3 separate regions of the Homo sapiens genome follow, and all the other regions are linked to region 2. Evidence: chromatin loops called from intact Hi-C (ENCODE). Cell type or tissue: MCF 10A. All regions are shown on one strand. Links, peaks and the distances in the headings refer to the core of each region. The heading gives the core; the rest is flanking DNA. Region 1 holds the start of LINC00504 (long intergenic non-protein coding RNA 504). Region 2 overlaps C1QTNF7-AS1 (C1QTNF7 antisense RNA 1). Region 3 overlaps CPEB2 (cytoplasmic polyadenylation element binding protein 2).

The links. A loop is a pair of places that touch in the nucleus more often than their neighbours do. Peaks named below come from ENCODE experiments on the same cell type or tissue, not always from the same donor. Only the 100,000 strongest peaks of a DNase experiment are listed, where the experiment ranks them.
Region 1: a loop joins it to region 2, with 2.8 times the contacts of the local background. A loop is called at or near these places in 9 of 110 quality-filtered maps.
Region 3: a loop joins it to region 2, with 17 times the contacts of the local background. A loop is called at or near these places in 5 of 110 quality-filtered maps.

The regions. Positions count from the first base shown.
Region 1 is chr4:14,883,079-14,894,204 of GRCh38, forward strand. It overlaps LINC00504 (long intergenic non-protein coding RNA 504), which reads right to left and starts at 5,091. Exons shown (of 7, transcript NR_126435.1): 1 at 4,981-5,091. In MCF 10A, for the core only: no CTCF peak of the experiment used is centred there; a DNase peak (open chromatin) is centred at 5,943.
Region 2 is chr4:15,157,537-15,168,662 of GRCh38, forward strand. All of the region lies in intron 2 of C1QTNF7-AS1 (C1QTNF7 antisense RNA 1), which reads right to left. Among named protein-coding and RNA genes, the nearest start is that of CPEB2, 160 kb to the left of the region's middle. RefSeq lists enhancers at 630-1,349, 1,350-2,068. In MCF 10A, for the core only: a CTCF peak has its summit at 5,349 (motif pointing left); no DNase peak of the experiment used is centred there.
Region 3 is chr4:15,037,419-15,048,544 of GRCh38, forward strand. It overlaps CPEB2 (cytoplasmic polyadenylation element binding protein 2), which reads left to right. Exons shown (of 12, transcript NM_001177382.2): 6 at 3,046-3,069. All of the region lies in intron 2 of C1QTNF7-AS1 (C1QTNF7 antisense RNA 1), which reads right to left. Among named protein-coding and RNA genes, the nearest start is that of CPEB2, 41 kb to the left of the region's middle. In MCF 10A, for the core only: no CTCF peak of the experiment used is centred there; a DNase peak (open chromatin) is centred at 6,003.

The DNA.
Region 1 (11,126 bases), core at 2,899-7,898, 270 kb before region 2:
GACTGAAAGAACTAGCCCAGGAATGGCAAATATAGAACAGTTTTAGCTTCCAAGTTACAACAATTATTGCCTTTTTGAAAATAATTGAGACTCAGCCCCAGAATCCTTAAGCACTATCGAGTAATTAGAATTGTCATGCAGATTTAATCTATTTGCCATTCCTGGTGTAGACTAAACAATCAGGACAGGACTTTTCATCAGAGTTGTTCAATAGAGCCTCATTAGCCCAGCTTCAGGAGGAACCACAAACCATCTGCTAAGAGTCTTGCAGCGGGAATTCCTGCTCTGGTGGAGCCTGAACCAGGTGATCGCTAAGGCCCTTCAGAGAGTCTGTGGTTCAGATGGCAATTCCTTCTAACATGCAGCTGTTCAAAGCACAAAGAGAAAAATCCAACCTAGCCTAGGGTTAATAAGGGCAAACTAAATCTTTCCTAAAACTTCCTTCTATGCATTTTTTCTCCCTCTTATCTTTACTGGCCTCCTGAAATGTCTTATCTGCAAAGACATGATTCTGTTCTAAATCTCTGTCTATGAACACAGTTATCATTTTTGCTTCTTCCACACGATAACATTAACCTAACTTACCCATTCAGCCATAGGCAGACTGTCTTCATCTCTAAATGATGCACTCCCCCACATAAAATAAAGGCAGACACTTTTATTCTTTAGTCCAAAGTACTTAGCATTATGAAGAGACAGCTGCTGCAGACAAATCTTGGGTCTTTGGAACCTTAATACTTTGAAATTTATTCCTCTTCACCACCTGGAGGCTCATGAGTCCATTTGTGGACTCTCCCACCTAATGCTGCCTTGCAAGTTAATGAGCAGTTGGTACATAGACATGCAAGTTATAACTCTTCTATAACTGCCTACATCCATATTGCAGTTGAAAGGGCAGAAAATTAACCACTAGAAGTGTCTCAGTGCCCTCTATCTCCTCTCACCTTTATTCATTACTTCAACGAACATGTACTGCATGCCAGATTCCACACTGTTTTCTAGAATAGAATCAAGAGGTACAGTGAGGAATAAGATTTGGTTTTCTTTCCCACCTGGGGCTCATAAATGGGCTTTACAAGTTCTATATGTCCTTCTGAAATGACATTCAAAATGCTGCGTGTGTGTGTGTGTGTGTGTGTGTGTGTGTGTGTGTGTGTGTGTCTGCCTCCAGAAAGAGGTTTATAATTTTCATCAGATTTAGAATCCAAAAGAGCTAGGGATCAATGGGAACCTAAAGTCAGCTTTGACACTTCCCTTTCTGTCATCCCAGATGACATACAAACGAATCACCAAGGATTGCCAGGTTTGTTTTTCATTTTCCCCTAAATTGCTCTAGATCTATCTCCCACTGTCCATCCCCCACCTTAGTTCAAGCTACCCTCATTTCATTAGTTAACAGCCCTGCCTCCTACATGGCATCTCTGCCATCCTCCAATCTATTCTCCATACTGAAGTCAGAGCATATTTTCAGCTCTCTAATCTGATCATTTCGACCTCTTGCTTAAAACCTTTCAATGGCTTCCCACTGCTCTGAGCATAAATGCCAAGCTATAAACATTCCCATGAGCATTTGCAATCACGACACATTGTTCTCTACTATTCTCTTCGCTCTGTGAACTCCAGCCTCGTGCAACTTCATTTTCATCTTTAAATTCTCTTTCCACTCTCCTGCCATGGGGCTTGAGCACATTCTGCAATCTCTACCTGAAAGGCTTCTTCTCCTCTCCCTTCACCAAATTATATTGTAATAATCACTTCTACCACCCACTTCCCCTGACCTCCCTGACTAGGCTAAACGAGCTATTGTAAAACCTCCTAGCTCCATGAACTTCATACTCTTTGTCCAAGTTAGAATTGTGCAAACTTTATATGATCCATTGATTAATATTTACCCTTCAGCAAACCTGACTATGCATCATTGTATCCTAGGGCTTACAGAAACACTGGATACATAGAAGGCAAATGCTTGATTAATACTCAGTGAATGAACAAATGAATAACTGAGTGGATGAATAAAGAAGTAATGTAGCAGATGCTAAAAATAAAAGAAAGCACTGAGCATTGCCACAGCACAAAAAAAGGGACACATATCTTTAGGAGGTCATAAGGGCACGGATTGTACCTCCTATATCTTTAGTGTGTCCAGAGGTTATGATGCATGCATATATGCAATGTACATTGACTGAAAATATTAAATAGCAACTAAATCTGCCTGGATGAGTGACAGGAGGCTTCAAGAAGACTTAGCATTTGACATCAGTCATAAAGGAAAACTAAAACTATGCAGATCAGGCCAGGCATGGTGGCTCACACCTGTAATCCCAGCACTTTGGGAGGCCGAGATGGGTGGATCACCTGAGGTCGGGAGTTCGAGACCAGTCTGACCAACATGGAGAAACCCCGTTTCTACTAAAAATACAAAATTAGCCAGGCATGGTGTTGCATGCCTGTAATCCCAGCTACTCAGTACGGCTGAGGCAGGAGAATTGCTTGAACCTGGGAAGCGGAGGTTGCGGTGAGCCGAGATCACACCATTGCACTCCAGCCTGCGCAAGAGGAGAGAAATTCGGTCTTAAAAATAATAATAATAATAATAATACAAAATTAGCCCAGCATGGTGGGGCATGCCTGTAATCCCAACTACAAGGGAGGCTGAAGCAGGAGAATCTCTTGAACTCCGGGAGACAGAGGTTGCAGTAAGCCGAGATCGCGCCATTGCACTCCAGCCTGGGCAGCAAGAGCAAAACTCCGGCTCAAAAACAAACAAACAAAAAAAGTATTTAGATCAAAGGGAGAAAGAGGCAGGCAAGTGGCATTTCAGACAGAAGAAAAGGCAGGTACAAAGGCATGAAGCCACAGAAAAGGAGGAAAAGTTCTTTGCAGAAAAAAGAGATTAGGTGAAGTAAACATGGAGATACACTTCCTAGATCCTCCTTCTGAGAGGGAAAAATTTTGTTTTCCCAGATGCTGGAAACATTCGCAGAGAAACATCTCCAGCGGTCAGCTCCTCAGGGGTGGCCTGGGCTGCAGAGAGCCATCTTACCCAAGGTCACACCATCCCAGAAGCAGCCCCCTCCCCACCACTGCTCAGACATTTGGGTCCACTGAGGGAAAATCTTAGCAGCAATTTTTCTCCAGAGCTCCCACTGGGGTAGGCAGAGGCCACCATTGGTACTGCATTACCATAGTTTATCTCTTCCCTCCATCCTTCCCCTCACAGGTGTTGATCTCACCTGAACACTAAACTCTGCACTTGAGTCTGCTTCTCAGAGAACCAGACTGCAAGCCTGGGTTATGCCATGAGTGGGTTTATGCAGAGGAATCAACTAGAAAGGTAGTTAAGAGAAGGATGGTGAGGGTTCTGCAATGCTGGGCCAATAGGTATGAGCTTACGCAGTTGGCAGTGAGAGACTGGGGGCCTTGTAATCGGAGGGTGCTGAGTTTAGGGTCTTTTATTGGAAAGACTTCTCTGGCTTCTGTGCAATGACTACATTAGAAGGAGGCAGAGAGGCGTGCTAAAAGGCCATTGGGTTAGTACAGGGAGGAGAAATGTGAGTTCCAAGATGGAGAAATAACCGATCATGGAGAGGAGGGGTGGTGTTGAGCAATTTAGGAGGAAAAATCAAAAGCCCCTCATGACACATTGACTATAGGGACAGAGTAAGGATGAATGGATAATGACACAGAAAGAGTGTGCTAATTCATTCCTAGGTGTGGCAGGGAGATTACTCCTAATTTAAAATTGCAACTTGCAAGAGGAGTTCTTTCTCCCAAGGCCTTTTCCAAGGCACTCCAGGTAGCAGAGAATTCAAATGGTAGCTAGAATTCTCCTTTAGCTTGAAATACATAATAAACCAGCAATGTCTTCTACAAAAAGCATCATTAACAAAGTTTGTGTTTGTTCATCAGTTAAGATCTTGGGGCTTTTTGCCTGATATCATTAATCGTCACGCTTGCTAAAGAACATTCTTCTATCAAACAGACGGGGATTCAAATAAAAGGAGCAAACATATGAATATGCAAGAAGGAAGGCCAAATTATTAATGCAGAATGAAGAAGAATCTGGCAGGAATATCCTTCATTCGACAAGTATTTATTGAGCGTCCTCTACATGCTAACCATTATGCCAGGGGCTGGGAATACAATGACGAGCAAAATGCTGCAGATTTCATGCCAGGAAGCAAGCACACATCTGAAGGAATTTTACATAAATACATAATGTGTTGCTGGTTCCAGCATGCCCCTCTTCATCGGTTTAGTTCAAATGTACTCCTATAACTCTTACTTTTGCACTGAAATTTCCTTCTGTTTTTTTTTCTCATTCATTGTGGCATAATAGAAAGAGTAGACAGGCATACCAATTGCCTTACTAATCATATGACCTTGAGTAAATTACACATCCTTCCAATGGGGCCAATTATACCAATCTCCGAGGGTATGCTTGAAAATACATTAAGATACTGTGTACCACAGCCAGTTAGCTATACAACATATCATATAAGCCTTTATGTGAATTCAACTATACCAAATTGGGATGGGAATGAGGGTAAGTGAGAAATAATAATTTAAATATATGACAAGGGCTGACTATATAATTTGTAGGGACCAGAGGAAAGTAAAATTGAGAGACTCCCTATTCAAAAATTAAGAATTTCAAGACAGTGATAGCAGAGCATTGGGCCAAGCACAGGGTTCTTCTGAGTGTGAGGCCCTTTACAATGGCACAGAATGCACAACCATGAGGTCGGCCCTGGACTTTCTTACTCCCCTGCATATCTAACATGGTGAATAAGTTCTATGATCAATATGATCTTAATTCTAAAATATATGTCTTGTTTACTTGGTTTTTGTTCACTTTGGCCGCTAACCAGAAGCGACCTTATTTTCATGGGCATAAAACCATATATGCAATCATTTGGCTTAAGGGATTTTCAAGGGTAGTTGTATTAGTCCATTTTCATGCTGCTGATAAACACATACCTGAAACTGGGAACGAAAAGAGGTTTAAGTGGACTTGCAGTTCGACGTGGCTGTGTAGGCCTCAGAGTCATGGTGGGAGGCGAAAGGCACTTCTAACATGGCAGAGGCAAGAGACAAATGAGGAAGAAGCAAAAGCAGAAACCCTTGATAAACCCATCAGACCTTGTGAGACTTACTCACTATCACGAGAACAGCACAGGAAAGACCAGCACAGGAAAGACCGGCCCCCATGATTCAATTACCTCCCCATGGGTTCCTCCCACAATATGTGGGAATTCTGAGAGATACAATTCAAGTTGAGATTTGGATGAGACACAGCCAAACCATATCAGTCGTTTTTACTCTATTTTCCCATTACACACTGGTTTCCTAAAGCCTGCAGGAGGTGAAAGCTCACCATAGCTGTCATTTCTGCTGAGCCTTTGACAGTAGGAGTCAACCTTGTGCCCAAGTCTGGATCACATGCTTTGCAGTGAGAACTTCATTCAAGCCACACAGCAAGCCTGCAGGATAAATAATACCATCCTCATTCTCTAGAGGAGGGAGAAACAGAGCCTCAGAGCAGGGAAGCAATTTGCTTAAAGTTACCCAGAAAATAAGTGGCAGATTTGGGATTCAAATACGGGTCTTTGGAGCACACTGTCCACATTCATTCACTGATATCTTAATAAATGGTTGTTCCTTCCAACTCTCTTCTGCAAATCTTGCCCTAACCTTTTGAAATGAAGAATTGTTTGGCAAATTAGGAACCTGATTTTCTGCATCCTGGTAGCAGAGAATGGCTTGCCAATTCAGTTCAGGCACGTAATGCTGGAGGCAGAGCAACAGAAGAGCCTGAAAGTCTGACCTGTGCTTCTAGAGCTCTGATTGCCACATGATGAAAACTCAGGGCTGACATCACCAGTCTCCAGCCTCCCAAACATGAGCCCATGTGGAGAGAATGTTATAAAGAGGAAAAAAATAAAGGTCATGTTAGAGTGAATGATAGGTATAATTAATGTTACTGACAATGAAAAGCTTAGGTGCTGAGAGAAAAATGAGTCAGCAGTGAGCTTGATGTTGAAACTACATGCTGCCTTGTTGCTCAAATACTTACCTATTAGGAAAAAAGAGCAATTTCCTGATCAATGCACACAAAATTCTGGGTTGAGAACACTAAGTGAAAAGTGGGAAAAAAGCCACTTGTGTGTTTTATTTCCAGCATGTGCACAGCCACATTTATGCATAATTTTGGGTTTGTCATTCCCCTTTATGAGTTTTTGTGATCTCAGTGTTTTAGCATGAAGGCCTTTCATAATCTGATCGTATCTTCCCTTTCTATGATCGTCCTCCCTAGTCTCTTCTCTAAATATCCAAATATTACTTCGTCATTCCAGAAGCAGCTCTACCTAGACATGAAGCCTTCCCTGGTCTCCAAATCAGAAATGCAGGCCATGAATGGGCATGAGCTGTTTGTTGAATGATGAGAAATTCAGTTTATTCCCTGATTTTAACTGGGAATGGCCTCATTCACCTCTCCACCTGGCAGGCATCTCCTCTCCATATTGACTCAATCACCTCTTTCTCCAGGTGTCCTCAGCACTTACTTCATACATCTATTATTGAGCTCAACAAGATGCACTGTACGACATATCTTTCCATTCCCCTAATAATATCTGATGTATCACTGAATTAATACATGGGGGTGTCTTCCCCATTAAACCATGGGATTTGTGAGAGTAACATCTTTATATTGCTCATCGTTGCAGCTCCCTCTGTGCTTGGCATAATATTTTGAACAAAATATGTGCTCAATAAATATTAACTAGATGTATTTACATCCATCAGGATTGCTTTTAATGATTACAGATCTGGCTTTTGGTGCCTCTTGTAAACAGAGGCAGTCTGATTATTTGATAACACAAAGATCTTACCAGACTGCAGGAGGGGTGTGAGGGAAAATATGTTCTGGACTGACACAGATGCTGCTGAATTAATAATTAAAAATTGCGTGCGATGTATAAATGATAGAACATCAAATTAGAAAGGACAACACAATGGTCTGTTTCCTGTTGAAAAAGAATTATCTGGTCCACTAATGAAGTAGAGCCATTAGTCTTGGCCATAGGAAATTAATAGCTACCTTCTTGTAGTGACTTGCCATGTGCCAAGTGTTTGCTGAGCCCTTTAGAATATTATCACATTAAATCCTTCCAACAGCCCTATGAAGAAGGTAGTACTTGTATCATCCCTTCCATATTCCTTTTTGGAGAGCAAGCTTGGGAGAAGTATGATAACTTGCCTAAAATTGCAGAGCCATGAAAGAACTGGATTCAAATCCAGGTATGTTGCTTCCAAAGTCCATGTTCTAAACTAGTCTGCTCTGTAGGTAAAATAAGGATGTCAGGTGATGTTTTTCAGCTCAGTTATAAGTGGAATCATCTATTCCATAGACTCCAGTCTCCTCATTCTACAAATGATAAAACTGAGACTCAGAACAATAAAGGAATGTAGGATCTTAGAATCTCATGGCTGAAATGAACATTAAAATTCATCTAGTCAAATATTCCTACATCCACCTGCTGACAATGTCTAACAACTTTGTTGAGATATAATTCACACATCATACAACTCACCCAATTTAAGTTACAATTCAGTAGTTTTTAATATATCCACAGTTATATGTTGATTACCACAATTTAATTTTAGAACATTTTATCACCCCCAAAAGAAATCTCATATCCATTAGCTGTGCTCCACATCCCAGCCCCAACCCCAGCCTTAAACAACCATGAATCTGTCTCCATGGATTTGCCTATTCCAAATATTTCATAGAAATTGAACTATACAATATGTGGTCTCCTGTGCTTGTCTTCTTTCACTTAGCATAACATATGCTTTTGAATATCTTGAAGTCACCTGAATACACAGCAGCAAATTTTTGGCAGCAACAATGAGTGGCTGGTGGGTGGGGAACATTTCCTCCAAATAATCTTCATTAGCCCCACCCCAATAGCTACCCCAAAATAAAAATAAAATTTAAATTAAGAGAGTATGTTTGATATTTGTTATGGTTTGAATTGTGTTTCCCCCTAATATTCATATGTTGAAGTTCTAACCCCAGTATCTCAGAATGTGAGCTCATTTGGAAACACAGGCTTTACAGAGGTAATGAAGTTAAAATGAAGTCATTAGAGTGGGCTTATATGATGGGTGTCCCCAGACACACGGGGAGAATGCCATATGAAGACTGGGTTTTGCCACCACAAGCCAAGGAACTATCAGATGTTAGGAAAGAGGCCCAGAACAGATCCTTCTCTCAGATGAAACGAACCCTGCCAACAGCTTGATTTTGGACTTCTGGCCTCCAGAACTATGAGAGAACCCATTTCTATTGTTCAGGCAACTCAGTTTGGGGTATTTTGTTGTAGCAGCCCTAGCAAACTAATACAACATTTAAACACAGCTTCTGCACAAATTTCCTAGTCATCGTCTCTGACAAGTACAATGCTACTCTGAGGCTCCTCGTCAGGCAAAATCTGAAAGTCAACATTTGTTTAAAATCAAATCCATGAGATTTTCACCTAAGCCTGGACTTCTTTCAGAGCTCCCTATTTCAGGCAATGGCAACACTAGCCAAACAAATATGCAAGCCAGAATTCTAGAGTCATCATTGACTTCTCTTCTCTTTTATGCCTACTTTCTCACAACACACACACACACACACACACACACACACACACACACACACATTTTAGGTCAAGAGTATTTCACAAGAGAATTCTATCAAGCCTATGAAGACAAATCAACCAAATATCTTTTAGAATGTTCCAGATCATTAAAACCTAAACCTCGACATTCCTTCATGAAGCCAGCAAAATGTTAGAATCTGAAAAAAACAAACAAACAAAAAGAAAAAAATGGAAACGTAATAAAGGATCTCTATACAAACCGTAGCTAAGACACAAGGCTGCATAATCTATGGGTGTTTAAAAGAATAATATAGCATGACCAAATACAAATTGATTCAGGAATTTAAGCCTACTTCCTTTTACTCTACTGGTCCACAATGTTATCATATGAGAAAATTAGAAATGGCCGACATGATTTGCCTGTTAAAACACCGAATTGCACTTTACTCTATAACCTAATCTACTCTCGATATTTCTAAATATTTTTTCATTGTTTTCCAGGAATCTTTAAAAGTCCTTTGGCACCAGACACCATGTTTTCCCCCTTTTTAAATACACTAATGGTTTTGCCAAACCTTAATCTATTGAAATGTCGTCTGCACAGAGTCTCTTGCCAATATAGATGCAGAAAACATACTCACTGCCAACATCTAATGGAGGCGACCTATTATGTAATAATCAAAGACAACCTTTCCCACCTAAGAATTTGAATTTGAAAGCCAAAAATCCATTTCCTGGAAAAAAAATTTGAAAAATTGTGTTAGGCCTAAAATTCAACCCAACTCAATGTACTGCTATGATTATCTATTGCTATGTAACAAAACTACCCAAAACAAAACAATTTATTTTTGTCCTAGGGGTTGACTGGACTCCACTGGTAGGTTCTTCTGTTGGGTCTGTCATGTGGTTGTAGTTGGTTGGCCATTGAGCTGACTTAAAGGCTTCCCTGAACTATGGCCCCAAGATGGCTCATGCACATGGCTGGCAGTTGCTATGGGCTGTTGGCTGGCAACACAACAGGGGTCATTGACCAGGGTGCCTGTTGCAACTTCGGGCATTCAAGGCTGTCAGGCAGGTCAACTCAGGACTGCAACAGGCACAGCAGCCAACAGCCGGCTGAGATGGCCCCATTGTTATCTCCATTACATCCCCTATACACAAAGTTACATCATTGGAAGCCCTTTAAACTCATGGAAGGATCCTATGACATTTAGAAGTCTTGTTCTTTGTGCGGTGTGAAGACCTCTAGAACTACATTCTAACATCCTTGGAGGCTAGTTAAGTACTTGACTTTCAGTTGGTCAAGCCTGAGTTCCCAACTGAGTAGTTTTTGTCAACTTTCTAAAGCTCTTCTATAAAATGGAGACATCACCTCACAAAGTTGTGGTGAGGTTAAAGAAGGATAAAATGTGTGAGGTACTTTGTACACTACCTGGTATATAATGATAGGTTAATGAGTGGTATTATTAATATTACCATTAATATCATCATCGTTTTGCAGGGAAAAGAAAGGCTACATTTGGAAGAAAAGAGATTATTTTTATATTTTGAGAATGGATACACTAAAATATCATATTATGTCCCTCTTTTATGTTGCCAAGAGTTCTATTTTCAGATAAAAGGTCAAATGACACTATTCAGCTTACATAGTTTCATTTTTTCTTGTCTGAATATATTTCTTATTCTATATGTAGTAAAAAAATATTATAAAAAGGGGAAGGTGTGTGTGTGTGTGTGCGTGTGTGTGTCTACACTCTGGGGATACTTAGATGACATAAGACTCTTGTCTGTCTTTGAAATTTCACTCATCCTTGAGGCCTTCTTTGCCTGTTAATTTCCTGGTGCAAACTTCCCCTCCCAAACCTCCCTACAGGTGTCTCTTTCCTTGATGTCCCACAGTATGGTTTCACCTCTGAGCTTGAGTTGTGTTAGGGGAACTGGGCATGTGTTCTTGTCCCCAGTGTGCCATATGCTACTTGAAAGCAAAGACTGACCACCCCCCACCATGTCTCTCTTCACCCTGATTCACTCACTAGCTCTAGTACGTGCCAAATAGTTTTCTGTTGAATTGAGTGTGGTCCAACTCCCTCATTTTATAGTTGAAGGAACTCAAATCCAGACAGGTCTGTGACTTGTCTACGGTCACAGAGTCAAGCCAGAACTAGAATCTCAGCTTCTTCCTCCCTAGTAAGTGCCTTTGTGCTCTACCAGCCAATGCTGTGGCCTGCTGGGACATGTGGGGCAGGTCGACAGTGGGACTCAAGGAACCAGGTATGCTTGTCTGCCCATGGGATTACAGACAGGTTCTCTGAAGACACTTTATAATTGCCTTCCTATCATAATCCCTAACTACTGGTGTGGCCCCATGGGGAACAGCATGGCCTACATCGAGGAGAGCGTTTTACAGCTAGAAATGGCCTGACAACAGACATTGGAGATTGCACAGCAGAAAGGCACTGGGCCCTGAGTTAAGCA
Region 2 (11,126 bases), core at 2,331-7,330:
TTTGGATTTTCTCTCTTCTTGGTTAATCTTGCTAATGGTCTATCAATTTTATTTATTTTTTTTCAAAGAACCAGCTTTTTGTTTCACTTATTTTTTGTATTTTTTCTTGTTTCGATTTCATTTAGTTTTGCTCTGATCTTGGTTATTTTCCTTCTTCTGCTGGGTTTGGGTTTGGTTTGTTCTTGTTTCTCTAGTTCCTTGAGGTGTGACCTTAGATTGTCTGTTTGTGCTCTTTCAGACTTTTTGATGTAGGTGTTTAGGGCTATGCACTTTCCTCTTATCACCACCTTTGCTCTATCCCAGAGGTTGTGATAGGTTGTATCATTATTGTCATTCAGTTCAAATAATTTTTTAATTTCCATCTTCATTTTGTTTTTGACCCAGCACTCATTCAGGAGCAGGTTATTTAATTTCCATGTATTTGCATGGTTTTCAAGGTTCCTTTCGGAGTTGATTTCCAGTTTTATTCCACTGTGGTCTGAGACAGTGTTTGATATCATTTCAATTTTCTTAAATTTATCGAGGCTCATTTTATGGCCTATCACATCGTCTGTCTTGGAGAAAGTTCCATGCCCTGTTGAATAGAATGTGTATTCTGTGGTTGTTGGATGGAATGTTCTGTATATATCTGTTAAGTCCATTTGTTCCAAGGTATAGTTTAAATCCATTGTTTCTTTGTTGACGTTCTGTCTTGATGACCTGTCTAGTGCTGTCAGTGGAGTATTGAAGTCCTCCACTATTATTGTGTTGCTGTCTATCTCATTTCTTAGGTCTGTTAGTAATCTGGGAACTACAGTGTTAGGTCATATATGTTTAGGACTATGATATTTTCCTATTGGACAAGGCCTTTTACCATTATACACTGTTTCTCTTTGTCTCTTTTCTCCACTATTGCTTTAAAGTTTGTTTTGTCTGACATGACAATAACTACCCCTGCTGACTTTTGGTGTCCATTTGCATTTAATGCCTTTTTCCACCCTTTAACTTTATGTGAGTCCTCATGTGTTAGGGAGTCTCTTGCTCTATTTTTGTGCTGATTGGCCTCCTGCTAGGAGGTGGCGCTTTCCAGAAAGCATCAGCTATAGTAGTGTGGAGAGGGACCAGTGGTGGGCGGGGCCCTAAAACTCCCAAGATTATATGTCCTTTGGCTTCCACTACCAGGGTGGATAGGGAAGGACCATCAGGTGGGGGTGGGGCTAGGCATGTCTGAGCTCAGACTCTCCTTGGGCAAGTCTTGCTGCAGTTGCTGTTGGGGATGGGAGTGAGATTCTCAGGTCACTGGAGTTGTGCACCTAAGAGGATTATGGCTGCCTCTGCTGAGTCATGCAGGTTGTCAGCAAACGGGAAAAGCCGGTAGTCACAGGCCTCACCAAGCTCCCATGCAAACTGAAGGGCCTCGCTCCACCGTGTCCCCCGCAACAGCCCCAAGTCTGTTTCCTGGTGGAGTGTGAAAGGGGCTTGAAAACTTGCCGGAGGCTATCTGCCTCCCAGCAGCTAGAGAAAAGGGCTTTATTCTCCCCCTCCCTGTGAAGTCTGCACACCTGATTCACGCCCTCCCCTGAGTTCTGGCCAGGAGGCTTCAAGCCCTGTTCAAATTGTTACAGAGTTCAGCTAGAGAATTCCTTCTCCCTGTGGAGTTTTACCCCCTGCTCCTCTGGCCACCCTCCTGATGGATCCCTGTGGTGTCAGGCAGGAATGGGCTGCTTGGGGGTCCAGTGAGCTCCCAGGGCCTTTCTGCTGCTTCCTCTACCCCTGTATTTTGCTTAGCTCTCTAACTTGACTCAGCTCCAGATAAACTTAGAAACTTCTCCCGCAAACAGACCTTCAGCTTCTCCAGTGGTGGGTGTGTTCAGGAGAGGGGGGTCTCCCTTTCCCACTTCCACAGTTGGGGAACTCACAGTATTTGGGGTGTCTCCTAGGTCCTGCAGGGGCAACTCACTTTCTTCAGAGAGTCTGTGGGTCCTCTTGGGATTGCTAGTTTGTTCTTGCAGTGGATCTGCAGCTAAAATTCACAGTGTAAGCCTCCGCATGCTGCTCTGTCCAGAGCTGGAATCTAGTCCTGCCTCCCGTCCACCATCTCTCCATGGTATCTTCCCACATGTATGCTGTTTTGCACACCTTTGCTCAGAGTTCCCTCTCTAGTGAATGTTTAACCCTCTCTCCCCTGCTGAGGTTCTAACTTCCCATCAAGGGCTCCCTTATGTACAAAACCCTTCATGAAGCATCCCCTATGGGCCCCAGTGTTTCCAGATTATTACCACTTTCTGATCCTATACTGCCATCTGGACCACACATTTGATTCTAAGCCGGGGATGCCCTACTCATCTTTTTATGAAGAAATCTAGTCTCAGCTACTAGCTTATACATTCAGTGGATCTTAGGATCAACTATGCCCAGACATCTCTAATGTTCTAGACAAGTCTGAATTCTAAATATTTTGCTTGTTGGCAAGAGCATAAACCCTGATTTTAGCTTCAGAACATAAAGTAGATGAAGACTAATAGAACTTTTCTCCAGTGCCTAGTTCAAGGGTATGTAATAAAGACTTTTCGGGCCGGGCACTGTGGCTCATGCCTATAATACCAGCACTTTGGGGGGCCGAGGCCGGTGGATCACGAGGTCAGGAGATCGAGACCATCCTGGTCAACATGGTGAAACCCCATCTCTACTAAAAATACAGAAATTAGCTAGGTGTGGTGGCGGGTGCCTGTAGTCCCAGCTACTCAGGAGGCTGAGGCAGGAGAATCGCTTGAACCCAGGAGGCGGAGTTTGCAGTGAGCCGAGATCCTGCCACTGCACTTCAGCCTGGGCAACAGAGCAAGACTCTGTCTCAAAAAAAAAAAAAAAAAAAAAAAAAAAGAAAGGCTTTTCAAGTCTGACTAGGTCTTTCTGTAGCTACATGGCCATACCTGAGACTCATTTCATCTGTCAGCTTGTTTTTTTAACATGGTGGATCAGGGTTAGATGAGTGGTTGTCTGAGTCTAAACCTGGGAATTCTAATGTGCTAGAGACGTGATCTTCAGGAGTGTTCTGGGGACAGGGAAAGGAAGGAGGAGGGCCAGGCAGGTAGGATCCCTCATCTTCCAGCTCTTCCTACCTTCTTCAGAAACACTTTTCATGGATCTAATTCACAAGTTTATGTTTCTGCCGACAGTTTCATTTCTACGGAACATTCTCCATGGCTTTAAAAGATTTCAAAGTTGCTGGAATGGATGATTTCTAAAGTCTATTGCAGTTTTTCTATTTTTTTTTTATCTGTTGCTGAGGATGGAGGAGAATGAGGGCTAACATGTACTGAGTCCTCACTGTGTGCCAAACACTGTGCAGAGTGCAGCCACTCTGATAATCCCCATTTTATATATAAGGACAAGGGCTTACAGTAAAGACATAAGATCAGTTAGTGATTAATAAGGTTGAGATGTGAGTTGAAGTTGATGGGGCTTAACTACTATACTGCCTGCCATTTTTAGTTGTCTATGGAGAAAGGTTAGGAGCTGGAACATAGTCCCCTTTGCCTGCTTTGTGAGGAGAAGATGGTGCAAATGACAAAGCAGGACATTTGCACTTGCAGAAGTGTTTGATGAAGGTGGGTCAGCCACATGGTCAACCTTAATCTCATCTATAGAAATGAATAGCTTGAATAGCTGTAGTATCCATGACTGGTGAATGCTCTTATCTTTGACAGTATTGCTTGAAATCTGGAAGAAAACTGGACTAGCAGGGATTTAACTAGACCTGATCTTCCAAGAGGTTCACATTTTTGACAATATTGCTGACCTCTTCAGCAAGACACAACATGGCTCAGAACTCAGGGTGTTGAATTCAGCCCAAAAGCACCTTCTCTAAGGTAGCCTACAAGTCCAGATACACAAGGCAGGTGTCTCAAGCTAGTGAATATCTTATATATAACTACAAAAATCTTAAGACTTCACTGACACAAAGACACAACACAGTCTCTTAAATTAAAGAAAAAAAAAATGAGTCAAGGGAACTGCCAATTTCAATTCAGAGAGAGCAGGGTATTGCCTGAGAGTGGTTCCAAGACAAGCAAGATTTAGCCACAGCCAGACCATTTGCCTGTGAACCTTAATCAGGAACTGAATCATACCATAAAATCTGTAAATTCCTTGTATCTGGTGCCACCAAGATGTCTGAGAGGGGCTGGTCCAACCACCCAATCAACCCATCAGAAGATTTTTCCCCTCTGCTGACAGGGGTTCTCTGTGTATAGCTTGACTGGGAACCAGGCTAGGATTCAGCATAAGCTGCTCTGTAAAGCTGATTTTTTCCGGGAGCCACAGTATAATTTCACTAAGAAGTTGCAAGCGTGGTTTTGAAATTCTTCATATTGTCACAGAAATTATAACTGCACTTAAGTCCAGTGAATTGTGTGTGTGGCAGGGGGTGGGGGAAGGAGGGTTTGTTGTTTGGTTTTGTTTTTAAACTGGGACAGAGGAATTGAGTTAAGGGGGGAAATTAGGCCTTTACTAAAGGGAAAACACACATACATACAATAGAGCATTTCAGAGGATGCATACAGTAAATTATACTGCTCAAAAAAGAGAAATAGCATTTCTCTCCTGTCTTTTTTCATTTCCCACCTCCTCCTGCTTATTCTTCAAGAGTCATCTTTCTTCCCCAACACACTCACAAAAGGCCTCCTTTATTACCTTTTGTTATGTTACCTCCTGATGTGGGAGTGGTGTGATAATGGGGTCTCCCAAGCTGAGTCCTTGAGGATAGATAATCACTCTTTGTTAGCGGGCATTCCACCTTTCTTCTGAGGCTTTCAAAGGCTTAAAATAAGGCTCCACCAAATAGGTATGGCAGATGTTATTAAACTTCTATTTTTCTGGGTAAAAAACTGAAGTAAGTGGCAACTAGTGAAAGAGCCATGGCTTCTATTTTACTCATTTTGAAAGCCAAGCTTGAGGAGTTGTCATTATGTATATTTAAAAATAAAAAGAGGAGAAAAGAGTTCTCAAATAGTCTCCAAAGAATACACAGTGATGAAAGAAAGAAAGAGACAGAAAGAGAGAAAGAAGGAAAAGATGACAGAAGGAAGGAGAAGGAAGGAAGGAAGGAAGGAGAAAGGGAAAGGGAAGGAAAGGAAAAGAAAGGAAAGGAAAGGGAGAAAGAAAGAAGAAAGAAAGGAAAGAAGGAAAGAAAGAGAGAGAAAGAAAGAAAGAGAGAAGAAAGAGAAAGAAAGAAAGAAAGAAAAAGAAAGAAAGAAAGCTGCAAAAATAAAGCTGAAGTGAAATCATTTGCTGTGGTATAAACTCACCGACCCAGGTTTTCTCCCACAATATCTGGAGTTTGCAAAAGAATATTAAAAAAAAATAGATGGGGCCCCATCTTCTGGCAGTCTGAAGCAATAGCGGTAGCAATCTGATCTTTCAGATACAGTCTGTTTTGTTTGGTTTTATATTTTAAGGTGCTCTTCAAGGTTTGTACTTCCTTAAGGTGATTGCCATCTGAAGACAACTATTTCCTTATCAGCATTTCTATTCCCAAAGGCAGAAACCAGTTGGGTGAGGGTCAAAAAAGCTTTGGGATCTAACACCAAGCCCATCACAGGTCTGGCTGTGGACAGGTCAGGCATTGGTGTGGGAGTCTGTGCATGGGCAGTTGCCTTCTGTACAGAGAAGTAGACAATACCCTTTGGATTTGCTGACTGAAACAGACTCCATGGGCCTGAATGTTCTATAAAGGTATTTTGCCAGCTGATGCTGGTGACAACCTCCACCCTACAACTCCAGAATAACTGGACAGTTCCTCGAGTTCGGCAAGAATGATGGATGATGTGCACAAGCCACATCTTATCTGCTTCTCAGCAATGATTAATTGTTCCCCAAGACAAAAGCTCAAAGAGTCAAGATTCACTCAGGGCTCAATTTTGACCATGAATTCTGTGGTTGTTTGTGTGGGTTGTTAAGGATTAGAGGACAGACTGGGGTGAGAGGAAGGCATGGTAATGCATTGTTTCCTCAGATAAAGCTAAAAGAGATAATCAGCTGGCTGAGTCTAAGGTTTGGATAAGCTCATCTGCTTAGTTATCTTCCTCCGAGGGATCAGTGTCCACCGAGGTTGCCTGACTGTAGACCCTGTAGTGTGATGAACCCAGAATTTCCAAAGCCTTCCCAGCTGGGGTAGATTTGGACTAGGGGCTATGCAAAAAAGCATGTTCCCTCTCCCACAATTGCGAATGAGGCTTCCCAACATCCCATGGAAATGGTGACATGTGTAGAGGTCAGATCATAGTGATATCATAAAACTTGAAACAGGATGGTAGAACAGGTTATTAACTACCTATATAGACCATAAAACATAGGGCATGGGCTTGTTTGTTCTCAAGCCAGGTAAACATCTCCAATTTCATGTCAAAGTATAAATTAAAAACAAGAGCACCTATCTATGACATCTGCTGAAACAACGACCACCATCCCTCTAGACCGTGCTGGGCCAGCTCTCTCCTGTCTCCTCCATCTTGATCAGCTTTGTAATGAGGAACACAGTAGTACATTAGCCTCAACATAATCATATGACAACAATAATACAGCAATAACTAATCTAAACTGTGCTCTTACTATATGCTACGTGCAATAGGGAACACTTGGCATGAATTGCCTCCTTGAATTTTTAAAACAGAACAGTGAGAGGTATTTTTATTATTCCCTTTTTATGGATGAGAAAAGGGAAGATTCGTGAGGGCAAGGACACACCAAAGACATTCTAGCTTTTTTTCACTTATTCATTAATTCACAGTTCATCACAGTTTTTCTTGAGCTCTAATTACGTCAGGCCATATTTGAGACAGTAGGACACAGCAGTGAACAGAACAGGTAGGTTCTTGCCTTCATGGAGTCTGCATCAGCAGATGATAAACAAATATGTCATGCTATGGACTAAATTATCTTCCCCCAAAATTCTTATGTGGAAGCTATAACCCTCAGAGTGACTGTATTTGGATAAGGCCTTTAGGAGGCAATTAAGGTAAATGAAATCACAAGGGTGGAACCCTCATTTGATAGAACTAAGGTCTTTATGAGAAGAGGAACTCAGAACATGCACTCAGAGGAAATGTTATGTGAGGACTGCTGCGAGAAGGTGGCCATGTACAAGTCAGAAAGACAGCTCTCACCAGGAGTCAAACTCTACTGGATCTTGATCTGGAATTTCCAACCTCCAGAACTGTGAGAAATAAATGTCTGTTGTTTAAATCACTGTTTGTGGTATTTTGTTATGACAGTCCAAGCTGACTAATGCATGTCATATGTCAAGTGATGATAAGTGCTGTGCAGTTTGCTATTTTGTATTTCAATGCTAGGGATTACTGTTTTATATACGGGCTAGGTATCTCCTCTCTGATAAGGAGTTTTAAGGGAAGAAAGACAAAGAACGTGGTGAAGCAATTCCATGGGTACCTGGAGAAGGACTGATCCAGGAAGAGAGCATGGACATGGAGGGTGTTCGGAATTTCTGAGGACCAGCAAGAGGGACAGATTGACTAGAACAGAATAAATGAAGGAGAAATATTAGGAGATGGGAATGGGCAGGGATTCAAACCCAGGCATCCTACTACAGAGCCTTGTTCTTAAATAATTCACACAGCATAGATGCCTGACTTTGATTATTTCCATTTCCTTGGTAAGTTTTTGTCCATCCCTTCATTTATAGTTCTTTTGATTCATTCATTTAAAGAGTGTCTCTCATATATGGTATTGAGTTGGGTTTTGCTTTATAAACCAATTTGAAATGCTGCATACTTAAAAAATAGATATGCTAAATCCCTTCATGTTTATTGATAGGACTGACTGGTTTGGTCTCAATTTTGACTATTTTATGTTTTGATACATGTGTACATTTCATTACATTTACTGTGTTTCTTCTCTATTTGATGTGTTCTCCTTTTTTTACTTTTGGTTTTCACAAAAATTTTCTTTTTAGCATAGTGTTTTTATTGGTATCAATACTTTTTATATTCTACTAATTCTCTATTTTCCTACTTACCCTTCTTTATTATCTTTTCAGTTCAAAAAAATTCTTCTACTTACACCTAAATGATTTATTCTGCTTTTTACTATTTCTCTGTCTTCTCCTCCTATTTTAATATTGTTACTTATTTTATAATTTTTTATTTAAAGATAATTCTAGATTCACAGAGGTTGCAAAGATGGGACAGAGTGGTCCTATGTACACTTCAGTTTCCCACAATAGTTACAGATGACAAAATTGTATAGTATAGTATCAAACCAGAAATTGACATTGGTATAACATGTTTATATAATTCTATGTTGTCTTATCACAATGGCAGATTTGTGTAACCACCACTGTGATCAAAACACAGACATTCCATTACCACAGAGATCTCCCTTGGGCTACTTCTGTATTGCCACCTCTACTCCCATCCCTCCCTAAATCCCAAAACACTGGCCATCAGTAATTTGTCCTCCATCTATAGTTTGCCATTTTGAAGGTGTTGCCTTCAATTATTGATGTAATAAAGCTGAAGTCTGCCATATTGTTTTTTGTTCTCTGCTTATTTCTTCTGTTTTCCAGCTTTGCTTTTTCTGCCTTCCTGTAGGTTACTTGAACTTTTTTTAGAATTCTGTTTTGATTTATCTCTAGTGCTGGCATGTTTCGGTGCACCTTTCCAATTCAGGGCCTTTTGTCAGTCTCTAGAAGTCTATTTTCTTCTCTTCACCTTTCCAAGCCTTCTTATGTTCATTTTACATGTAATGTTCAGATTTTTAGCTTCACACAGTGGTAGAAATATAGGAAAATGTGTCCTCTTCACTTTTGTAGAAGTTGAAGTCTCCTCTCATTTTTAAAGTTGTGTTCGTTCTTATTTGTGAGAACATGTAATGTCTACATATTATTTTTTATTAGTACTTTTGGCAAAGCTTTCCCAGACATCTTTTGGTTGATTGAAGCTCATTCCCTAACAGAGAATGCAACTCTGCTATTGCCTTGCTTTTCATGTTGTTTTAAAGAAGTCTGATGACAAACTAATTATCTTGCCTTTCTAAGTTATTCTATCTTTGTGCCTGGAGGACTTGAGGATTTTTTCTTTTCCTTTAATGTCTATTGATTTTACTAGACCATGTCCCAGAATCAATTACTCCATTTTTTCCTAGTTCCCTTTAGGCCCTGTCTATGTGTAAATTCAGTTTTCCTTTTAGTTCTGGAACTTTTCTGGAATTTCACTTTTTAAAATATTAGTTCTATTTATTTTCTTATTTGGGGATGCCAATCATAGGTATGTTAGACACCCTTTTCCAATTTTATGTCATTTCAACCAGTTTCCCTCTGACCTTTTTTACTTTGTTCTTCATGTCATCATTATTTTGATTGGTGATCTATTTTTGTCAACATTCTTTCCATTTTATTTGATTCTATCCTCCTCTTCAGTCTTCATTACTGATGAACTTTTATCTTTTGCCCTATTTCTTTCCCAAGTCCCTTCCCAATTCATTTTCACTCATTTTATTATTTTCTGGGTTTTAAAAAATTGTTTGCATTCTTTTAATTTTTTAAAAATCAACACAGTTATTGCACATATTCATGGGATGCACAGTGATATTTTGATACACATAAAGTATAGTGATCAGATCAGGGAAGCTGGGTGGCACCCACCTGCAGTCCCAGCTACTTAGGAGGATGAGCAGCAGAATCACTTGAGCCCAGGACTCTGAGTTCAGCCTAAGCAACATAGCAAGACCCTATCTTTATTAAAAATTATTTTGAAAACCTACTCTTTGGGGTTCTTTCTGGGTAGTTGTTGTGTGTGCTTTTTTGGGGGTCTATTTCTGTTCCTAGTTTTCATATTTCTGATTCAATGTGTTTTTTCATATCTGTAAATTGATTCACTTTGGAGTGTTCCTTTACACTTGTTTTAGAGTTTTCTTCTGATTTTTGGCTAAATTTCCTGGGGAGAATTTCTGTTAACAGAAATGCTTTGATTCTCATTTTCTAATTTTTTATAACAATCTCATATAAATATTATATGAGATATATATTATTATATATATTATTTTATATATATACATATATATATATATATATATATATATATAAATATATATATATATGCTTGATTTTCTTGATTCTTATTCGTTTCATGAACAGGCTTCCTAATTTAAGAGCTTCCCTTTCTTCGCGTTCTTCCCTCTTCTAGGTAGTTTCTTTTATGGATGATTTGGGCCCTAAGTTGGGGTGGGATGGGGTGAAGGAGGGTATATTTCTCTTGGAGAGTAATTTATCTCCCCTGCTGATGTTCTTCATTGGTTTGTCTCCCAGGGGCACCAGCTCTTCTCTCTCTGCAGCTCTTCCCTCTCTTCCCTCTCTTCTCTCTCTGCCCTGTGTCCAGTACTGACAATTTCAGGTCACAGGATACATTCTGTACTTTGGATTTTAATGTTGGACTTTCGTTTCTGGGTTTATTTTGTTTGCACATTTTATGAAGACTCTCAAGCCTCCCCTTTTCTAATCTCTCACCCACAGGCAGGGGCTCTATTGGAATTCACCTTTTTCTCTACTTACAGGTAAGTTAGAGGTTGTGATGCTTCTGTCTCCTACTAACAAAAGACATGGTCATGTGTCGTTTTGTCTGCTTTTTCTCCTTGTTATTCTTTGTTTTCCTTTTGGGAGGGTGTGGTAAGTTTTGAAATCAAGGAACCTCCATTGTTCTCTGAATCCAGAAATGTCCTCTGCCTGGCTTTGTTTTAGACAGTCAGCAAAGCCAACTATTCCTATCAACTCTAACCCTTATTCAGTGACAGGTTTTGTGAGACAATGTCCCCCAAAGCTCCAGTTATCTTTTTCTTTTTATTGTTTTTATTTTCCCTACAAAGACATCAGGTTACCAATGATTTTGTCTACTTAGAAAGAACATCCTATTGACTAAGTAATAATTTCATTATTGATCTACGTGTAGCCAATGATATCTTATCTGACAGCTGTATTAGCACAGAGTTGATAAACTAACCACCAAGTAAAGGGGCATTTCACACAGCTGGAGCTAAGCTCTTGAGAGTAGATGTGCAATATTCATTAAAAATGTTTAAGATTAATAATGGCTTATGCATCCTAGTTATTGCTATGGTGAATGTCTGGAGGATCAGCA
Region 3 (11,126 bases), core at 2,976-7,975, 120 kb before region 2:
ACCTGTATTTCCAGCTAATTTAATGTGTATGCCTATCCCTTCCTCTAGTTGCAGTAATTCAAGTTACCACAACTGTAGCTGAGAGCCAATACATATGACCCTACACAGTTTCTAGTCAGAATATTAGAATCATCCTGTTTTTGTTTTTTGTAGCTATGGATTAGATCCTTAATAAGACGATTTGGAAACCAGAACCAAAATTGTAAAGTCGCTTGTCTTCAGGCTTTTCTCAAAGCCTTCTTATTTTTAAATAAATAAGGACACACATGTGTCAGTAATATATGTTTAACATACCTGTGCATATACACATCAACAGGTATGTTAAATAGCTCCTCATGTTGTTTTTACAACACTTCATAAGTGTTCTTCATTTTTATACAAGTTTTTCCTTTTAAAAATCATTTTCTAAATGAGTTTGAAGGACATATTGTTATTAAAAGTCTTTTTAAAAACATAAGTCACTTAGTTTTTTTCTTAATAGGTAGGTATTTCTCATAATTCTGATTAAGAGTTATAATGGAACATACTCCAGAAATTCACATAGAAATATTGGTAGGAAAGTGAATACACACACCATTGTTTAGTGTGATGGTGGCAGATTAGTTATTTCCATAACAGGGAATAGGAAATATTTCACATGGTTTAGCTTCATCTGTAGTCAGTTCTATTTTTGGTAATGTAGATACTTGGAATCTGAGAGTTGCCCAAAAAATAAGTAGAATAGCTCTTTACAGGATTCTAAAATTCCTCAGGTATGAGATAGTTGGAGAAATTTTCTAAGTGATTATATTCAAGCCAAGGAATGAAAACTTAAGATGCTATGAAATTTATACATATTTTTACCATTTTAGTATTGAGTAGCCTCAGCTAAGAACATAAACTGGCTATGATATCATTAATTTTCTCAATAGGTCAATAATTGTGACATTATGACATCATAATTTATCATTTGACTTTAAACTTGATGAAAATATTTTTATTTGCTTTGTAAATGTTCAATTCTCTACACCTATGAATGAAATTTTCCAGAGCAAATTTATACTGGATTAATACCATTAGGCTATGCCCAGGGATAAGCAGGAAGCCCTTCACATCCTGTGAAGTGTTTTGGGGACTGTTGACCATTTCTAGGCTTAATACAACTATTCACTCTTCTGTAGTCTATTCTTTTTTTTTTTTTTTTTCTTTGAGACGGAGTCTCGTTCTGTCTCCCAGGCTGGATTGCAGTGGCGCTATCTCATCTACCTGCAACCTCTGCCTCCAGGGTTCAAGCAACTCTCCTGTCTCAGCCTCATGAGTAGCTGGGACTACAGGTGCCTGCCACCACGCCCGGCTAATTTTTGTATTTTTAGTAGAGACGAGGTTTCACCATATTGGTCAGGCTGGTCTCCAACTCCTGGACTCAGGTGATCCACCCGCCTCAGCTTCCCAAAGTGCTGGGATTACAGGCATGACCACCCGTGTGTAGCTCCATAGTCTATTCTTGATCACTCTATTAAAATTTATTGCATCAGTCTGATTTTTCAGTTGATCTCCCATCACTTAGAGCTTTTTAAAAACTTTTATGTTTAGAAGACCTAGACAACAAAATACTAAGTGCTACTTTCACTCCTATCTGAGGAGAGGAGAAATAATATATAGGTCAGGTAAGCTATAAAATAGATCTGCCAGACTTTGGGGTCATTGGAGCTCAAGGATAGGTTAAGTGTGCAACAGATTACAAGCTAAATAAAGACACTACAATGGCAGCGATGCAAATGAAGTTATTTTATATGAAAGGGTCTGATATAAGCCTTATAGTGATTGACTTTTTTCTTAGAATTTAAATGACTGAGAGTTGACAAGTTTGTTTTTCCCACTTTATATTAGAGGAACTAGTGTGTTACAGACACACTTCCTTGTAGTAAAGCATTAGCATAAAATAAAAGTATATTTCATAATGTGAAATGTTTTCTTTTGATCTTTAAGTTTTATATTTTTAGGTAGACATTTCTGGCAACTTTCAGCACATATTTTTACTTAAGATTTATTCAATATTGAATTTTTTCCAGGCCTAAAAAAATCTGTGAATTTAAAATAAGATCTTAATTTTAACAGTCTTTGTTTGTTTACTGCCTTGACTTCATATATTAATTTCAGGGTAAAAATACTCATTGTGTATTCAAATTTGTGGGGAGGAGTTCTTTTAAAACAATTTGTGGATTTTATCAAACTAGTAGTTTCTTATGAAAAAGAAATTACAGTCTTTTTTTTTTCCATAGGAATTATGTCACTGCAAGTAACATAGATAGAAATGCCTATATACTTTTATGGTATTTAACATATGTACTATTCCATGATTTTGTTAATAGTAATTTGTATCTGAATCCCTCTTACCTCATAGGTAGACACATAAACAATTAGTAGATAGCTGTTATAACATATATTAAAGTGATAGAAAGCATTATTAGCTATAGTAATTTCTCTAAACAAGTTTAACATTGATTTCTTAAATCCTGTCTAATCTGTACAGGCTTCAGAGTATCAGTTTAATGGTGGTATATCTTCTCAGTCATCTGTGTCTTCTAGCACTACTTCCATGCAGGACTTGGTATAATGTAGATTGGATCTGAACAGCTATTTATTGGACTATATATGCCATACCATTCTTTATAATAAGTAGAAAAAATAAGCATTTAGTTCAAGTTGTTTCCATTCATTGGGAAAATTATTTGGGATGCTATTTACCGCAAAGTGTTGTATATTTCTGTCTTCATTAGCTGAAACAAATACTTGTGAATTTTAACACAAATGATAATGAAATGTGTGTTTCTTGTTAATTTCAGAGTTTTATATGATTCAGATGATATATATTTACCTATAAATAAAAGTCCTTTGTAGAATGGTAAAACATTTAAATCTTATATGGTGACATTGTCATTGCTCTTAAAACAAAGTAGCACTAATTTTCAGATGCCCACATAGCTTTTCGTATCAGAAATATTTGTATATGTGGGCTTATTTTTAGTTCTGACATTTTACAATTTGTGCTTTGTTTACATGCAGCAAGGAGTTATGGGCGAAGACGAGGTAATTCATTTCTGTTTGCTATGGTATAATTGTTTCTAATGGGGTTTACTGATCAATGTTGTAATTAATTACTCTAGATTTTTCATGCAATATCTGAAAACTCACACAATTGTATTTTGATTTGAGCACTTGTCGAAGTTTTTAATTTTAAATCTCCTAACCTTTGAACTGTATTTTTATACTAATTGTGGTTATTTAATAAATTTTCCCCTTTTAAACTGCTGAGATTTAACTCTAGTTTTTAAAGTTACTTCTGTATCTCTTAAAATAAAGCTGCTGTTTATGGTTTGTCTGCTTAAATATGTTTAATATTAGTGAAGTTAGCATGAAGTATGATTTTTCTGCTCTCTAAATGTGTAACTGTCATATTTATGATGTATAATTTACAGCTCTAGATTGTTAGTTTTATGTTGACCCAGTTGAAAATAACACACACCAAATAGATTATTTTTAACAGTGATTTATAGAAATCATGTTGCTTATATTTCTCTGTTTTCTAAGAATATAACCCCTTCTTTCCCTTTCTGTCTCTCACACACACACACAAACACATACCTTCTCCCCTTTCCTTTTTCCTTTCCCTCCCCCACAAAAGTATTCCCCACAGAGTTCTTGTGTGGTATCCTAAGGAAAGAGGACTATGTGATGCAAGACTATTATTGAACTTCCTAGGAAAGTAGCTGATGTTTTCTGTGGCTAAAACTTTGCTTCTCCCTTTTCCATGTGCAGACTAGTAGATGGGATGAGAGGAAGCAAAAGTATGCTACTAGATTGTTCTTTAAATGAGCAATAATCATGATGTTTATATTGTTAGGCTTATTCCAAGTGCCACACCGAATAAAAAGAGTTTTCTTTGACCTCTAAAAATCTCCCTTAAGCCATAGAGGATAGACAGGAATAATAGTGCCCTTTGATCACTTTTTTTTTTTTTTGAGACGGAGTTTCGCTCTTGTTGCCCAGGCTGGAGTGCAGTGGCGCGATCTCGGCTCACCACAACCTCTGCTTCCCGGATTCAAGCAATTCTCCTACCTCATCCTCCCAAGTAGCTGGGATTACAGGCATGTGCCACCACACCCAGCTAAATTTTTTATTTTTAGTAGAGATGGAGTTTCTCCATGTTGGCCCGTCTGGTCTTGAATTCCTGACCTCAGGTGATCTGCCCACCTCGGCCTCCCAAAGTGCTGGGATTACAGGCATGAGCCACCTATAGACATGTGCCAGTGCTTCCATTTCTTTTCAACTAGTCATGAATGTGTGTACTTTTTAAACAACAAACAAGCAAAACCATTTGCCACGACTGACAACCAAAACTAGTATTTTATATTCTTAAGTGGTCCCAATTTTATATTTCAGATTATCTGAATTTAACTTAATTTTTTAATATGGTTTTTTCAAATGCTTGACTGAATCTTTTGGTTCTTCAGTTTTCTAACTAAAAACTTAGAGGAGACAGACACTCAAGACTTAAAAAATTGAAGCTGAACAACTTTTCTAAAAACTTAGCAAGCTGAGAAGGGGGGAGCAGTTTAGAAGTTTAGTACCTATTTTCAAATCTATGGACTAGCTTATTTCACTATGCAATTTTAGTAATGGAGCTTCAGTTCTCTGAAACACAACCCACTTACCAGTCTGTGATTTTTAGGCATTTTGAAACTATAGAGCAATTCAGAATTCTTGCCTTGTTAAACATTTTTCATCTTTTACCTGTTGTGACTTACATTTAGTCTAATTTCGTATGCTCTCATGTAAATATCATGACCTAAGAAGTTCTTAGGAACAAGGTATTAGGAAGTAATGTTATTATTTGTCTTCATCTCAGTTCAATAATTGTAGATTATGATTATATTAAGAAAAAACAAAATTTTTTTCCCTGCTTTTATATAGGAACCAGCTATCATTCCTATATATCTCTATCCCCCGTAAGCCATAAAGACTTATTCGGCTTCAGAACTGCCTTCCTGCATTGGAAGAAGGAAGACTCTCACATGGTTTTAAGGCTTCTGATAAAAGCTTCCATTACGACAGAACTGATGGTTGGCATACATATTTGGCTTAGCATAAGGGGGAGTGAATGCCTGAATTTTCATCTCAAATTATATGGCCTTAGTAAATTATGAACACTAGCAGTCTACTTTTAAAATTTTGATTGTGAGAGTCACGTGAAAGGCACACTCATTAGAAATAACTACTGAGAGATTTTATCTGAATTTTAAAGTACACTGAAACGGTAAGTAATGCAATTTTTTTAAAACCTGCATACCAAAGGAATGACTCAGAAATGGCTAGTCACCTGGTTTTCTTCCTATTTTTTACTGTTTTTTCCTATTCCATGCTAGGTATAATAAACCTCAGACTGATAACCTTTTAACCACCAAACACCCCCTTTTATATAGCCTCATGTGTTAGATTTGATCCATCAAAGAAACTGCATTTATTTAGTAATTATTTTGTGAAAAATGAGTTGCTTATCTTCTGTTCATGTCGGATGTGTCACACTGAGTTGATATAATTTTTGCTAAAAATAAGTCATGGCTCTTCTACCAGTGCAATAATGGGTGAACAGTTATTTTCACAGGACATTCTGACTTTGACTTTTGTAGTCCTGTTCAGGAAGAACTGTTTTTCTTCTTTCAGCCCAGGCACGAAACTGTTTTCATTTAAAAGATTTCTCACTTGACTACAGTCAAATCAAGTTACTACCAAAATGACTTTATGTACTTGAATTTCTTAATAATGTCAATAAGAACTTTAAATAAAGCTAGCTCCAGATATTAATTTATGAAATATACTTTAGGAATAATCAAAATGTAATTATGCTAGTAGTAGTTAAGAAAAGCAGAGATTTCTGTCCCTGCTTTTTAGTTGGAACCTACTATCACTACTGTGTATCTCTATCCCCTGGTAGCCATAAAGAGTTCTACTTTAGAGCTGCCTAGGGGGCAGCATTAGGAAGGAAAACGGTTCATATGGGGAGCTGACTTTAATATATGGAAAACTACTTATCATTTGTATTTATTTTTTATTCATTGTTTCTTCCATTCCATTCTGAGAGTGAACATACTTGTCCAGGATTGAAGTAGGATGAGGGTTGTGAAGGGAGGCGTGAAGTGTAATTTAAGTTCGATCCTTTCAACTTAAACTATTTCTATAGCACAATAAGTTCCTTTAATAAAGGATTAAAGGGCTACTGTGTTCCAAAAGGAATAAAAATATATAGAATATTTTTAGTAATATAAATAAAAACGTAGTTTAGTTAATGGTTCTAAGACCCGGAAGGCAATCCTTTTAAGCAAGGAAACCCAGAGCTTGAGTTAGTAGATTACATATGGGATGAGAAGATAGGAGAAATAATTTTAAAGGGAGACAAATGATGGAAAGGTTAATTAGAGAAGTTTGATTTATTCATAGTGTATAGTCATTCAGACTTACGTGCTATAATAAATAAGGAATTATTAATAATATAGTATACTGCTTTGAAGTTGATCCAGGATTTTCAATTTGGAACAATTGTGAAGTACCCAGGGTAACTGTACACTCCCTAATAACATCACTGCCAGATATTTTTATGATGAAATCAAGGCTGAAATCCTTGATAAATAACTTCAATAATTGTGAGAGAGTGGGCAAGATCTCTGAAGCATGAAAAAAAAGCTGGGGTAACACTAATACAGGGGTCAGGAAACCATGGCCCGCAGGCCAAGGCTTCTGTTTTTGTAAACAAAGTTTTATTGAAATGCAGCCAGTATTTATTCATTGACTTTTGTCTGGCTGCCTTGAAACTACAATGATAGCACAGTTGAGTAATTCCAACAGAAAATGTCTGGTCTTCAAAATGTAAAATATTATATTTAATACTGACCCTTTAAAGAAAAAAATTTGCTGACCTCCCTTTCCTAACCTTTAAGAGACTGGTAGTGTCTGCTCTACACCTATACCCAGCAATATGAATTTTTATAGAAAACAAATTTTAGTAAACCTAATTTTAAAGCATATATATCTAGAAATTAAATAAAATTTACAAAGACATATAAGGTCATAGATTATAAATTTTTTAAGTAAATTATCTTCTTTATCCTTAATGAGAAAGGTACAAACCTATTGGAGCAAAACATTTTTAAGCCGTTAGTGTGTACATTATGGTGCCTTTCTCAGTTATTTGCAGAATCATACCCGAGTGTATTTGATTAAACAGATAATGCTGAAAATAGATCAATCTGAAATATACTTCTGTTGTTTTGATAGTTTTTTAAATTAATGTTTGGTAACATTAGCATAGCGCCCAGTGTCAGAGTTAGTAACCACCTATAACTTCTCTAACATACATGGATGTGTGCCGCACATACACCTACACACACACGGAGACCAGAGACCATAGGGGATAGCCATTATTCTCGTTTTGCTCTTCCTTCTCTTATTACTTCATTCATCTATAATCTTTATTATAACTACTATTTTGCCTTTAAAATTATACATTTTAGGTAGCAAACTTAATGTAAGCTATTATACTTGCATTTGTAGGTAGGGTTCTTGAACTCATAGTTAAGAATATCTCCTGTTTTCTGTATTTTACCTTAATATGGCCTTTGGAATATTTCTCTGTGCTTTTGGCTAAGCAAATATCTTCTACCGAAGGAAGGCTTTTTCCCTCTACTTCTTTTTCTCCTCTATCCTTTTCTGTCTATAACTATCTCATTCTTTGTAAATCATTCTCTTTTAAAGAACCTTTAATTAGAATCTCACTCCAGCCTGGGTTATAATTAATCTTCTCTGCTTCTAAATTCTCAGATGTTTTATCTGTATTTTCTATTACAAAACTTCAATTTGCCTTTCATTCATATGTATGTATCAGTGCTTATGTACATAAATATCTGTCATAAATACCTGTACATATGTGTGTATATATACACATATTCATACATATTATATATATATGAGCGTATATACATTTTAATTTAGACTCATGGGAGTAGCATTTTTGTGTAACGGTTTATTCTTGTTGCCTTGTAGTAGGGTCAATAATTTTGATTTGGGTTTCTTTCATAACAATGCAGAGAAATGAAGTGTTTGGAGTCAAGATCAAGTGATAATTTCTAAAATCAAAAAGCAGAAGACCATAAGCAAAAAAAATCTGCCACCTTAAACAATGCAAAACTGTAGTTTTAAATTGTTTTGAGTATAGGGTTTGCAAATTAATATCTTTAGGGTTCTCTTACTGATTTTAACGGCAAGGAAATATTACCTTTAAGATTATTTATCTGGTGAAATAAAAAACACATCTAACTCTTGTGGTAAGAGCCTTAGGAATAACCATATCAGCTCTTCTTTTAAAAGAAAAAAATAATTTCATAAGTAATTACTTTTAAATATTTATAAGTATCAGTCTCAAGTAAAAGAGAAATGATTAGCTTTTTGTACGGAAATTGTATAGAAAGGAAATTACAATTAGTAGTTTTTATCAGTTATTTCTTATTGGTGAATAACATTTTATTGTATGAATTTGTTTATCCATTTTCCTATTGATAGATGTTTGAGTTATACATTTGGTACTTGTTATGAATAAACCTTCCATGAATATTTTTGTACCTTTTTGTATGTGGGTGGACATGAGCACTCGTTTCTCTTGGATGTATAAGTAAAAGTGGAATTACTAGTTCATAGAGCAAGTATATGTTCAACTTTATTAGAAACTGCCAAATAGTTTCCAGTTTTATACCCCAGTAGAGTATGAGACTGTGTTGGCCTTTTTTTTTTGAGATGGAGTTTTGCTCGTGCTGCCCAGGCAGGCTGGAGTGCAATGGCCCGATCTCGGCTCACTGCAACCTCCACCTCCTAGGTTGAAGCGATTCTTCTGCCTCAGCCTTCTGAGTAGTTGGGATTACAGACATGCGCCACCACACCCGGCTAATTTTTATATTTTTAGTAGAGACGGGGTTTCACGATGTTGGCCAGGCTGGTCTCAAACTCCTCACCTCAGGTGATCTGCCTGCCTCAGCCTCCCAAAGTGCTGGGATTACAGGCATGAGCCATCGCGCCTGGCCAAGTGTTGGCTTTTTAATTTTATCCATTCTGGTGGTGTGTAGTCCCTCACTGTGGCTCTAATTTGCAGTTTCCTGATGACTAAGGATGACATCTAAGCACCTTTTCATGTGCTTCTAACCCATTCCATTGTATTCTTCTGTAAAGTTCCATTACAAGTCTTTTGCTCATTTTTAATTGGGTCATTTTTCTTCATTTATGGGAGTTCTTTATATATTTTGTCCTATTTTCCAGTAGCGTATTGCTTGCCATCCACTTTTTAACAGTATCTTTGATAAGCAGAAAAATGTCTAAATTTTAATAAAAATCCAATTATTTTCATTCACCATTAGTGTCATTTAGTCCCAAGAAATTATCACTACCCACAAGGTTATGAAGAAATTCTAGTTTCGTTGTTTTAACTTTTGCATTTAAGTCTGTGATCCTTCTTGGATTTATTTTTCAGTATGGTGTGATACAAGGATCAAATTTATTTTTCCCCCTCCAACTAGAAATCCATTTATTGAAAAGATTTACTTTTCCACATTGAACTGTATTGGTACCTTTGAAAAACATCAAGTGACTGTACATGTATAGGCCCATTTCTAGACTCTATTATGTTCCATTTATCTGTCTAATATCAGTTTTACAGTCTCAATAACTATAGCTAACTAGTGAGTCTTGAAACTTGGTAGTGTAAATCCTCCAACTTTGGCTTTTTGTTTGTTTGTTTTGTACGCTCTCCTTGATTGTTCGTAGGCCTTTGATTTATCATAAATTTTAGAACTGGCTTGTGAATTTCTAGAAGACAGTGTGCTGAGATTTTGGATGGATTGTATCCAGTCTGTAGATTGGATAATTTGGAAAGAATTTACATCTAACATGGTTTCTTCTGTTTATTCATTTATTTCATATTTTTAACATTTTTCCACAGCAAATTTTTGTCATTTTCGGTGTAAAAGTCTTACATATCTTGTGTTAAGTTTATTTGTCAGTATTTGGTGGGTTTGGATGAGGTATGGAAATGATATTTAAAATTTTTCCCAGTTTATTACTAGCATTTAGAAATAATTTGGTTTTTGTAAATTGAATTTGCATTTCTTCCCTAGATAAATACAATTATTTCTACTAGTTTGATTTCTTCGAATTTTACATGTACAATTATGTCTATACTAAGTAATTTTATTTTTCTTTGCCAGTGTTCATGACTTTAAATTATTTTTTTCATCTTCTTTGATTTGTTGTACCTCCAGTAGTACAATGCTGAGTAGAAATAGAGTGAACATCCTTCCAAACCTTCAAGAGAAACCATTTGATAATTTATTATTACAGACTTTCACTCTTTTTTTTTTAAATGCTCTTTATTGGATTGAAGAAATTCCCTCCTACTCCTAGTTTTCTGGGAGTTGTGGTTTTTTTTTTTTTAATTATGAATAGCTGTTGAGTTTTATCAGATGCATTTCCTACATTTATGGAAATAATTTTATGGTATTTCTATTTTTGTCTGTTTATGTAGTACAATTAACAGTAATTGGTTTTAAAATGATAAATCAATCTTACGTTCCTGGGGTGAACCCCACTTAATCATGATTTGTTTTCCATTTTTATCTATACTTCTGGATTCATTCTGCCAATATATTTTTTAGGATTTTTGCATTTGTGTTCATGAGGGATATTGGTATATAGTTTCCTTATGTTTTTGTCAGATTTTAGTATTGCACTTGTAAAAAAAAGTTGTGAAGTGCTTCCTCTTTCTTTATTCTCTGGAAGAGTTTGTATAAAATTGCCATTTTTTCTTCTTCAAAAGTCTAGTTCATTTGCCAGTAAAGCCATCTAGGCCTGGATTTTTCTCTGTCGGAAGATTTTTTTATTTTAAGTTATGACTTTCATTTTTTTTTAGCAGACAAAGAACTTTTCAGATTTTTTCTCCCTGTGCCATTTTTGAAAAGCTGCATTTTTCAAGGGATTTGTTTCCTCTAGTTGTTAAATTTATTACCATAAAGTGGCTAATAACATTCTTTTTAATCTTTTAATGTTTGTAA